Regions from separate parts of the Homo sapiens genome. Here region 2 is linked to region 1. A link is a loop called in an ENCODE intact Hi-C map of the cell type or tissue named here. Cell type or tissue: ascending aorta. All regions are shown on one strand.

What was found. Hi-C counts contacts between places; a loop is a spot of excess contacts. Peaks named below come from ENCODE experiments on the same cell type or tissue, not always from the same donor. Only the 100,000 strongest peaks of a DNase experiment are listed, where the experiment ranks them.
Region 2: a loop joins it to region 1, with 3 times the contacts of the local background. A loop is called at or near these places in 5 of 110 quality-filtered maps.

The regions. Positions count from the first base shown.
Region 1 is chr18:79,586,640-79,591,639 of GRCh38, reverse strand. It overlaps LOC284240 (a long non-coding RNA gene), which reads right to left. Exons shown (of 4, transcript NR_148949.1): 4 at 2,622-5,000. Among named protein-coding and RNA genes, the nearest start is that of CTDP1-DT, 91 kb to the left of the region's middle. RefSeq lists an enhancer at 384-1,223. In ascending aorta, a CTCF peak has its summit at 2,757; DNase peaks (open chromatin) are centred at 2,619, 3,379, 4,299 and 4,459; H3K4me3 peaks cover 2,093 bases; H3K27ac peaks cover 4,249 bases.
Region 2 is chr18:79,505,322-79,510,321 of GRCh38, reverse strand. The region is part of intron 9 of NFATC1 (nuclear factor of activated T cells 1); the gene reads right to left. Among named protein-coding and RNA genes, the nearest start is that of NFATC1, 110 kb to the right of the region's middle. RefSeq lists enhancers at 876-925, 996-1,085, 3,894-4,173. In ascending aorta, no CTCF peak of the experiment used is centred here; DNase peaks (open chromatin) are centred at 2,501, 3,081, 3,541, 3,711 and 2 weaker places; H3K4me3 peaks cover 2,521 bases; H3K27ac peaks cover 3,722 bases.

The DNA of each region.
Region 1 (5,000 bases):
CTATTACTTTGGACAAACTTATCTATTAGATCAGTGGAGAATCGGAACAGTGTTTTTATCTTACTTTACTTTTTCCTCTTCCAATATTCTTCCTGTCTTTGGATCTGAGTAGTATTCTCACTCTAAAGAGCTTCCTTTCTCATTTCTCACAGGGCAGGTTTATTGACAACTGATTCCCTCAAGTTTTGTTTTTCTGGGAAAGTCTTTTTTTTCTCCTTCACTTTAAAGGATAACTTCACAGGGTACAGAATTGTAGGTTGGGGTCTATTTTTTCCTTTCTCAACACTTTAAATATTTCGTTTCATTCTTTTCCTGCTTGTGTGGTTTCCGAGCTTTCAAATGAAATGTCTGTCTTTGCTCCTCTGCAGCCGAGGCATCTGCATCCTCAGTTTGTCACTCATTCATTCACTTCTACCCCAAGTGGGCCCACAGCTGCTGCTGGAGAACGGAGGGGACGTCACCTTGTTCTTGCCTGCAGAAGCTGCAAGTCCAACAGCAAAGGGGACCTACTGCACGAGAATGAGGAGAGCTGCAGGGTGGGGGGCTCAGGCACCAACCCCCACCCCCCCCACCACCAAGGGCCTTCTAGGCAAGGCTCTCATGTGTGGAACGGAGGCCAGCTGGAGGGCAGGGCCAGGCACGTGTCCCAGCTGCTCCTCAGCGTGGCTTCCCCTCCCGAACAGAGCAGCTCACACAGTAACAGTGACAATAATCACAGTGGCTAGCGTGAGGTCGACACTCCTCGGGCGGGCACCATGCTCCTGTCGGACTCACATGAGTCAGCATTTGGATAACCCCTGCCTGTACCTCCACAGGGTTCTTAGGACAATGGGAAGAGCCTGTGTGAGTGTGGGAAAGGCAGCTGCAGGTCCCGTGCTGAGAAGGTCCCTCGCCTAGAAGCCAGTGCCTCTGGTCTGGTTCAGGCCCTGTCTGCACAGTGAGTCCAGCTGGCATCCATAGGAAGAAAGGGTGTTCCCCGGGCGTGCTCCAGAAGCAGCTACACATCTGTCGGGCTGCAGCAGAGGCTGCATCTCAGCGTGTTCCCTGGATGCCCCTGACCCTGTGACGGCTCAGAAACAGCAGCTGTGGGCAAACCACGGTGACGGCCATGTGGGCCCAGCTCCCTCCTGCTGCTCTGGCCAGAGCCCGTTGCCGTGGTGGCAGAGGCATCTCTGGATTTCCTGCTGCAGCAGGACAGAGTCCACATCAGGACTTGAATGTTCCCTGCAGCACAAGGAGGCGAGAGAGGTGGGTTCGAGTCCCGCTCCTGCACGGGTGAGGGTGGTGTCTGGATGTGGAGGCCAGGGCCTGGAAGCCTTCACCCCTCACCAGCAAGGTGGGCAGGTGCTGCGGCCGGGCCTGCAGTTCTGCTCCCCCGCTGCCCGGGTCCCCGGTTCTGCTCCCCCACTGCCCGGGTCCCCAGGCATGCACGGAGTCCTGGACTTTCACTCCCCTGGGCGGTCAGTGGGAGAGAGAGGCCTGGGGTCTCTGCTGAGGAATCATCGTGTCACTCGCCCTCCCTTCAGAGTTCGGGAAACTGAGGCAGGAGAGGCTGAAGTTGCCAGAGGTCACGCGCTAAGGAGCTGCAGAGCCAGCTTTGCGTCCCTCCCCTGTGGGGCCCCAGGAGGGCTGTGAGGCTGGGGAACCCACTGCGGGGTCCGGAGCTCCAGGATCTGGTGCTGAGGCCCTGGGAGGAAGAGGGAACCTACGGACTGCTCGTGGCTCCCCTACTCCCGGGGAAATGCAGGGAAACTGAAGCCTGGGCTGTCCCCTCTCCCAGCTGGCAGAGGGCCCTCAGGTACGATGGAGAGTGAGACATGCAGGGTGGGGAGGGCAGGGCAGGTGGCAGGGAGACATGGAGGGCGGGGAGGGCAGCAGGGACAGGCAAAAGGAAGCAGCCCCACCCCTCTATGCCAGGAGCACCCCATACCATGACTGTGACAGCCACAGATGCCTCCAGACATGACCACGTGTTCCCTGGGGACAGAACCACCGGGCAGAGCACGTCCAGGCTTCCGGGGATCCCCGGAGGTGGCTGCCTCCTCACGGCGTCTCCCCATCCTTCCCCATCTCCCTTCTCCCTCCCCCGTCCCTGGAAAGGTCTGCTTCAAACCTGTGAGAAATGACTAGGGGCGGCTGTAAAATCAAAACCTTCCCCTCAGGCCCAGAGGAAAAATGAGCCACTTCCATTTCTTGGCGCTTTTCCCTGTGAGCCTTGGACAAGCTTCCCGAGGCCTGGCCTCCGCCCAAGCAGCCGGTCCCTCCCAGGGGCCTCCCCGTCGGGCTTCCTCGTCCTAAATGGAGTTGGAGGCGCCTCAGCAAACCCAGCGATGGGGCGAGGATTTTCAGAGCGGGCCCTACCTGATGATGGGAGGGATCATGTTTTCTCCAATATTGCCAGAATAGCAGTGTTGTAAAGGTTGCTACAGAAACACCTCGGGTCAGCGCCGAGTCCAAAATAGAGCGTCTAGACAAACTCCTACTGTCTGACCTTCGACGTGTTTCCTAATCCATCCAATCTTGCCAAGCAAATTGGTGACTAAGCAGCAATTCCCTTTACACTCTGTCATAAAGGCCTGACGAGGCCCAGGCGCTGTGCTACATTTCAGTCTGGCTGTGGCGGCCGCTCCACCCGCACGGCTCCCACGTGGCTTCCCAGCGCGATGTGTGCCTGGGTCGCCATGAACTAATTTCAAGGCCGAGTCCAAAAGCCACAGGGCTGCCGGAAAACAGAACTCACTTTCAGCCAGCAGGGCCCCAGAGTTGACATAAAATGTGAAGAGGGAGTCTGGAGGCGGCTCTGGCGAAAACAAAATAGAAGTTGGGGACGGGCCGGCCCCAGTGGCCTCCCTCCGTGCAGGGGCTGGGAGGGGGTGGGGCAGCGGTTCTGCTAAATGAATAGAGCCAGCTGCTTGGCGAGGCCGAGCCCCTCCTCTGTCTCCCCTGCAATGCTCTGTCCTGAGCCTCTCAGTCACCTGTGTGAAGGGACTCAGACGCAAGGAGAGTTGTGCTCTGCTCTAAATAAGCACAGTGGAGACCCTGATGTGGTGGAATGGGGCGGCTTCCTTTTGCCCTGAGTCCGAGGCTCTGGGTTTCGGGCACTTGGGCTGGGCATGCTGCAGGTGGGACGGGGCTGAGGCTCCACTGGGCAGGGGCATGGAGCTGCAGAGCGGGCACTTTGCGGTGAGGGAGGTGGTGTAGGCTGGGCAGAGTGGGACGTGGGCGGCCTGGGGGACACTGAGATTCATGGGTCGGGGGCAGGGGCTGCCCCGGGTGCTGCCGCGGGTGCTGCCGCCGGCATGGCCACGCATCTGGCTTCTGTGCCTCTGGTGACCAGGCTATTTCCACAGATGGCAAAGCTGGCTGTAATTGGGGTTGCTTCCCCAGGGACAAACCACTGGTCCTAAAATGGAAGGCGAGGGAGGGGAGAAGACTGTTTTACTGGAAAAGAGGCCACTTTGCCAGAACCACGTTGGTGCCACAAAGTGAGGAATACCTGTCTCTCCACACTGGTGCCAGTTGGCCCATCGCTGTAGCTTAACTGTCCAAAAAAGGAAAAAGAAACACTTCCACCAGATAGTATAACTCTTGGACCGGAGAGTGAAGTGGAAGCCTCACTCTAAACCTTTCTGCAGCTGCACGCTGGGCCTGGCCGGAGTCCCGCCGAGCAGAGCGGAAAGTGAGCCGGTACCAGTGCTCGTGGCAGGGTGAGCCTTGCGTGTGCTGCGTCTTGAAGGGGGCGGCTTTGCGGCTTAGCATGTCGCTTTTCTATACATACCAGAAACGCAAGTTTTCCAGAGTCCTCTGGCCAGAGGTGGGTGAGGCATTGGCAGTTCTTCAGAAGACACAGAGAAGCCTACATGTTTCTCTGAATTTCTCATAAACTGCCCCTGGCTGGCGCTGAAGCTCCTTCAGAGGCAAAGAGCTTCAGACGGGCGATGCCTGCCCGTTGGCCCCTGGCAGACCTGCCAGCCTCCAGGCTGAGAGCAGGGTTCCAGCAGCATCTGAGCAGCCAGGCCCAGGTCTAGCCACCGCAGCCCGCACAGGCCTCTGCAGCCCCCGACTCAGCGGCATGGGTAAGCTTGGCTCCGCGGGGCCACAGCAGAGCCTGGAGACACAGAGGCTATCCCTGCAGTGGCACCTGGGAGATGCCACTAAGCCGTTGCCTGCAGCCATGACTCAGCCCAGCAGTCCAAGTGCTAGACGGAGAGCTGCTCCCATCTACGGGGTGCCCACTGGGTGGGCAGGAGTGGGGCAGGCGAGGGGAAAGCTCCTGCCCACATCTCCTGGGCTCTGCGGCCTGTGCTGCTGGGTGCAGGGGGGCAGTCCAGGGACTGAGCAGGACTGTGCCACGGTGAAGAAAATCCACCTCCACCAGGGCCTCCACCACCTCCATCAGGACTAGAAACTGAGCAGGACTGTGCCACAGTGAAGAAAATCCACCTCCACCAGGGCCTGACCCCTGCTTGGTGCTGAGTCTGCCTTGGTTCCCTCACCGGAAGGTGGGGAAAACGAGAGCCCCTCCCACAGATGTGTGTCCACACTGATAGTGAGGCTGGCGCTGCACAGCCCTGCCTGGGGCCCTGACACGCACGGCAGAACCTCCATAGGGGGCCGCTGGCCACCCCCCAGGTCTCCACTGCCACAACCTGGTGTTCGGGACTGGCCAAGGCCCGCAGGTGCCGGGGCAGCAGGGAGCCCCCGTCACAGCAGTGAAAGACACCAAGGGCCCCGTAGCCCCGTGCCAGGACTCTGGCCTCAGCTCCTGCAGCCTGCCCAAACAGCGCTTCCCGGGGGGCACTGTGAGGTCCCCCCAGTGCTGTCTCTGTAGAAGGACTTAACCTCACCTGAGGACTGGACGTCCCTTACCACCTCAATCCCGAGCCTGTGGTGTTTCCGCTTGCTTTAAACCAGGACCTATGGAGAAGCGCACCTGCTCCCCTGGCTTCGGTGTGGCCGCACTCACGGTGTCGGGAGGACGTGGACGTGCTGTACTGCAC
Region 2 (5,000 bases), 81 kb after region 1:
CCTAAAGTAATTCCTAAATACTCACTCATTCTATGTCATCTTTTGAAAGTGGAATCCGTCCCATCCCTGAGTTTCCGCACGGGGGCATGACCCAGCGAACCTCACCACGGCTGCGGCTCCCATCAGGTGACCCTGAAGTGACGGCCCGGGAACCTGCTCGCTGTCCTGTCTGAATTTCCTCCTTGGGGGGGGCTATGAGTTATCTGGAAAACTAAGCACTAATTTCTTCTGTTTTCCTAAATTTGGTTTCTGAAGAAGCCTTAAAATATGTCTTCAGAAGAAAGATTGACCGTGGAGACACAGGCTCTTTCGAGATGTCTGTTCACAATAAAGGACCAAAGATCAACGAGGCTTTATGGCTGCACCAAGAGTGGTTAACTTTAAATGGAAGCAGCCTGTGAGCTCAGTGTGGTACCTGGCGCCGAGGACACTTTCCGATAAGTCTTGGTCCATTTCCAAACACCGAGGTGAGGTCAGCCCAGAGAAAGTGGGAGGGCTTTCTGAGCAGGAGCAGAAGCTGGGATTGGAGCTCAGAGCTCCCCAGCTTCGCGTTCCCTCCCTGGTCCGTGAGCTGACAGTTGTCACAGCCTCCTGCTCAGGTGTCATGGGTGTTCAGCTCAGACTGTGCCGGCACCTTCCAGAACCTTCTGTAACTTTAGCAGGTCCAGATCTAATGGAGATCACTGACCTAATCAAAGTGGTCAAAACTGCTTAAAAGAAACCCAGGTCTCTTTGAGACCCTCCTGGGAGCAGGGGTGCCCCTCTAGGCAGGGGAGCATTGCATGTGAGGCCCACGGCATGGCACTGCGCGGGCGTCTGAGGAAACATCACCGGGCCGGCATCTGCGTGCTCTCCTCTCCTCCCACGCCCTCTGCATGGCCAACCCCCTCGCCGCCCACTGTCCACATCCCAGGCCCAGCTCCTCCTACAGTGAAGGGGGACCTGGGGGAGTGGCTGGGCCCCAGCTGAGCTGGCAGCCCAGGGTGGGTGGCGGTGAGTTCCGGCTGGTGGAGAGCTGGCGTCCGGCAGGCGCGGTGGACATCTGCATATGTGGGTGCCAAAGCTCCGCCTTGAAGGCAGCTAGAGACAGGTGCAGAAAAGGGGAACAGGAAGTGGACGGCGGGGAAAGGACACGGGCCACGCCACTGCACAGGGGCCAGCACGTCCCTCTCCCCGGAGCCCACACACCTCTGCGGAGGCTGCAACACTGCCCAGCAATGGCGTTTCCTTCCATGCGGGTCTCTCCAATGCTCTAGTTCTCCGCTTTCTCCGTACAGGACACTGCAAGAAGCACAGACACCTGGCACGGCAGTGGAGACCGACAACCCTGTCCACTCCAGCAGAGAAAAGGAGCTGAAAAGAACCAGACATCACAGTGAACACAGCAACAAAAGAAAAGGCCGCCATGAGAGAGAAAGGGAGGGAGGGAGGGACGGAGAGAGAGACAGAGAGGCAGAGACAGAGGGAGAGAGATAAGAGAGACAGAGACACACGGAGGGAGATGGAGAGAGAGAGAGATGGACGGAGAGATGGAGAGAGGGACAGAGAAACAGAGCGAGGAAGGGAGGGAGACGGAGAGAGATGGATGGAGAGAGGGACAGAGATTCAGAGACGGAGGGAGACAAAGAGGCAGAGACAGGGAGGAAGGGAGACAGAGAGACAGACTGAGAAAGAGACAGACCGAGAGACAGAGACAGAGAGAGGGATAGAGATACAGAGAAAGACCGAGAGAGAGGGGAGGGAGTTCAGACCCTCCGTGCGTTTATGAGCCTTCGAGCACATTTTTGAGGGGCAGTCAGACTAGTGCTTTCAATTTTTCTTTTAATCCAGCATAAACACCTAATTAACAGATAGGCTCTGACAAACATTTCTGAGCTCTTTTCTTAAATTAAAACACATAAAAAACACCTGCCCATGCGCCCCCTCACCCAACCCTCACACGCACGCCGCTGCCCTGTGGCTGCTGGTCAGGCCGAGCGAACTGCCAGGTGACGACGCTTCCTCCTGCCCGGCACCCTCTGTCCGTCCATCCCTCCCTCCAGCCAGGTGACCAGGCTTCCTCCCACCAGGCGCCCTCCGTCCGTCCGTCCCTCCCTCCCTCCACCTTTTTTCTCCAGCCTTCTGCCAAGAGGAAATAACTCAGCTGCACTGGGAGTCTGGGAATCCCAGAAAACAATCTGAAATCCACAAAAATAATTGAAGTTCACTTTTACTGAGCTGTTCAGTTCCATTCTGATTTTTATTACAATGTCAACAAGAGTTTAATTTGTTTTAAAGTTTGGGTTCTTAAATCTGAGTGATATACGGTAGTTTACAGCCCGCTGGCAGCAGCTACTGTGGAAAAGGGAAAGTACATAACAGGGATCCTCCGCCTGACGCGGCGACTGCGGCTGCGGGGAGCCCGGCCAGAGCGACGGCCCCCAGCTTCCCGCGGGACGGTGGCCACGTGACGGACGTGTTTCCCTCCACAGCCAGCTCCTCCGAAAGCTCCCAAAACCTAACTTCTCACGTAAAAGCACTGCGGATGCGAATGCGCTCACTAACGTTTACTATTTCAGAGGGCGAGGGAGAAGGTTTTTCTTTACTGACTCGTGAGGCTTCTTGCAACACATCACGGGTGGGGGTGCAGAAGCCTGGTGTCCTTTCTAGGGCTCCGGGGGACGTGCGTCAGGAACCCACACATTTGTCCCCTGGCCCAGGGCTCGTCTGTGCGCCTGCTGAGACACTGCCAGGGAGGACATCTGGGCCCATCGGTGCCAGCTGAACAGACACTGGGCTGAACTGCAAACCCATCCACTTGAGGGGTGAGGTCTTCATGGTGCTGCCCCGGAGGGCAGGGGCTCCCTTGGCAGAGGCTGCGCCAGCCAGCGCTGCACACCGTCAGCCCCATGTCTGTGGGGAGCCACAGCCTGCCGGCCACGCCTGCCTGATTTACGCGGCCGCTCGCATGGCTCCACCGGCCCCGGCACAGCCCTCTAACCCGCAGTCCAGGCTGCTGTGCCTTCTCCCTCCCTGCCACCAGCTCTGAGTGCAGCCTCGGGAACTGAGCTGCTGCCAAGGGCTGGGAGCCGTGCGGTTTCCAGGCCCTACTTCCTGCCATATCTAAAATAACAGCAGCTGGGAGGGCCTGATAGGGCCTGTCTGGGGCGAAGACTTCACCTCTGGGGTGGGACGCGGGCCAGGGGCTGATAACCCCCTCCCCGCAGTGCCTGGCGACAGCGTCCTGCTCCATCAGCTCCGTTTCGGAACAAAGAGAGCCCAGCCACAGCTCTGGGGTGATAACTAGGGGAGGGCTGGCCCGGCCGCTGGGTCCATTGTCCCAGTATCAGGCTTTGATTATGGGTCCGGGGCCTGGTGGGCGGATCTTTGGAAGGGGATACACTTTCTTTGTCCCTTACTGTGTGTGAGTGTCCACACTGTAATCTGGAAGGAAGGAAGAACCCTGTTTCAGAATTAAACTGAAAAGGATCAAGAGATTCTCAAAATTCCACACCCAGACCTCCAGTAATGCAACACAGAACCACCCAGAAGCCAGGCAGGAAGTGGCTGAGAAGTTCATGCTCCCGTCTGTGTTTCTAAAGAGATTTCTTAATTAAGCAACACAATAAGTAACTGGGAAGCACACACATTTTTATTCCCTACGAGAAATTCTGTCATGAACACTGTCATTTAAAAATAGAGCTAGACTCCTCCTAACACTCCCTACAGGACATGGTCCAGGGACCGTGTGTTGGACGTGATGGCTTCAAGCCCAATTCCCCCAGCACTGAGCATCTTCAGAGGCCAATGAACCACGTTATGAAACCACACTCAGCTCTCAGGCCCTGTGAAGAGAGGCTCCAAGGGCTGTGTGGAGGGCAGACGGACCCACACCCCTGGGGAGGGCATATCAGAGCAGGTGCCGGGCCAGCACAGAGGGTCCCTGGGAGAGGCCTGGTCACCGGAGGTGGGAAGATGGGGGGACAAGGCGCACAGTCCCAGTGTCTTTGCTGGGGAAGCTCAGGAGCATCTGTCCACGGAGGGAGGGGCTGACACGCAGGTGCCCACAGCCGCTGCTCGGCCGAGACCACTGTTCCTCTCCACACTGCGGCTGAGGAGGCAACTGAAACCACGCCACAGGCTCAGACCCCACGGCGAACCGCTCTTTATAAGGAGTCCTTTTTCTTGCATTAACAAAATGCTCAAAACTCAGTTGAAGAAAAGTAAAAAGCACGTGGCATTGCTAGGGTCTCCCAGCCCCTCCCTAAACACACAGCATTCTACGGAGGCACGTTTCACACAGGTAATGCACCCTTGAGAAGGGCACAAAATTCAGTGATTTTTGGTAAAGGTGCCCAGTTGTGCCACCATCACTGCAGGTGTCAGAACACTTCCATCACCCAAGGGGCTCGTCCACCACCTCTTCCCACAAAGCGGTCTCCTGCCTCTTCCCTCATCCAAGGGCCTCCAGCACCACCTCCTCCCACGCAGCAGTCTCCTGCCTCTTCCCTCACCCAAGGGCCTCCAGCACCACCTCCTCCCACACAGCAGTCTCCTGCCTCTTCCCTCACCCAAGGGTCTCATCCACCACCTCCTCCCACACAGCAGTCTCCTGCCTCTTCCCTCACCCAAGGGCCTCCAGCACCACCTCCTCCCACACAGCAGTCTCCTGCCTCTTCCATCACCCAAGGGTCTCGTCCACCACCTCCTCCCACGCAGCAGTCTCCTGCCTCTTCCATCACCCAAGGGTCTCATCCACCACCTCCTCCCACACAGCAGTCTCCTGCCTCTTCCCTCACCCAAGGGCCTCCAGCACCACCTCCTCCCACACAGCAGTCTCCTGCCTCTTCCATCACCCAAGGGCCTCCAGCATCACCTCCTCCCACGCAGCAGTCTCCTGCCTCTTCTCTCACCCAAGGGCCTCCAGCACCACCTCCTCCCACGCAGCAGTCTCCTGCCTCTTCCATCACCCAAGGGCCTCCAGCATCACCTCCTCCCACGCAGCAGTCTCCTGCCTCTTC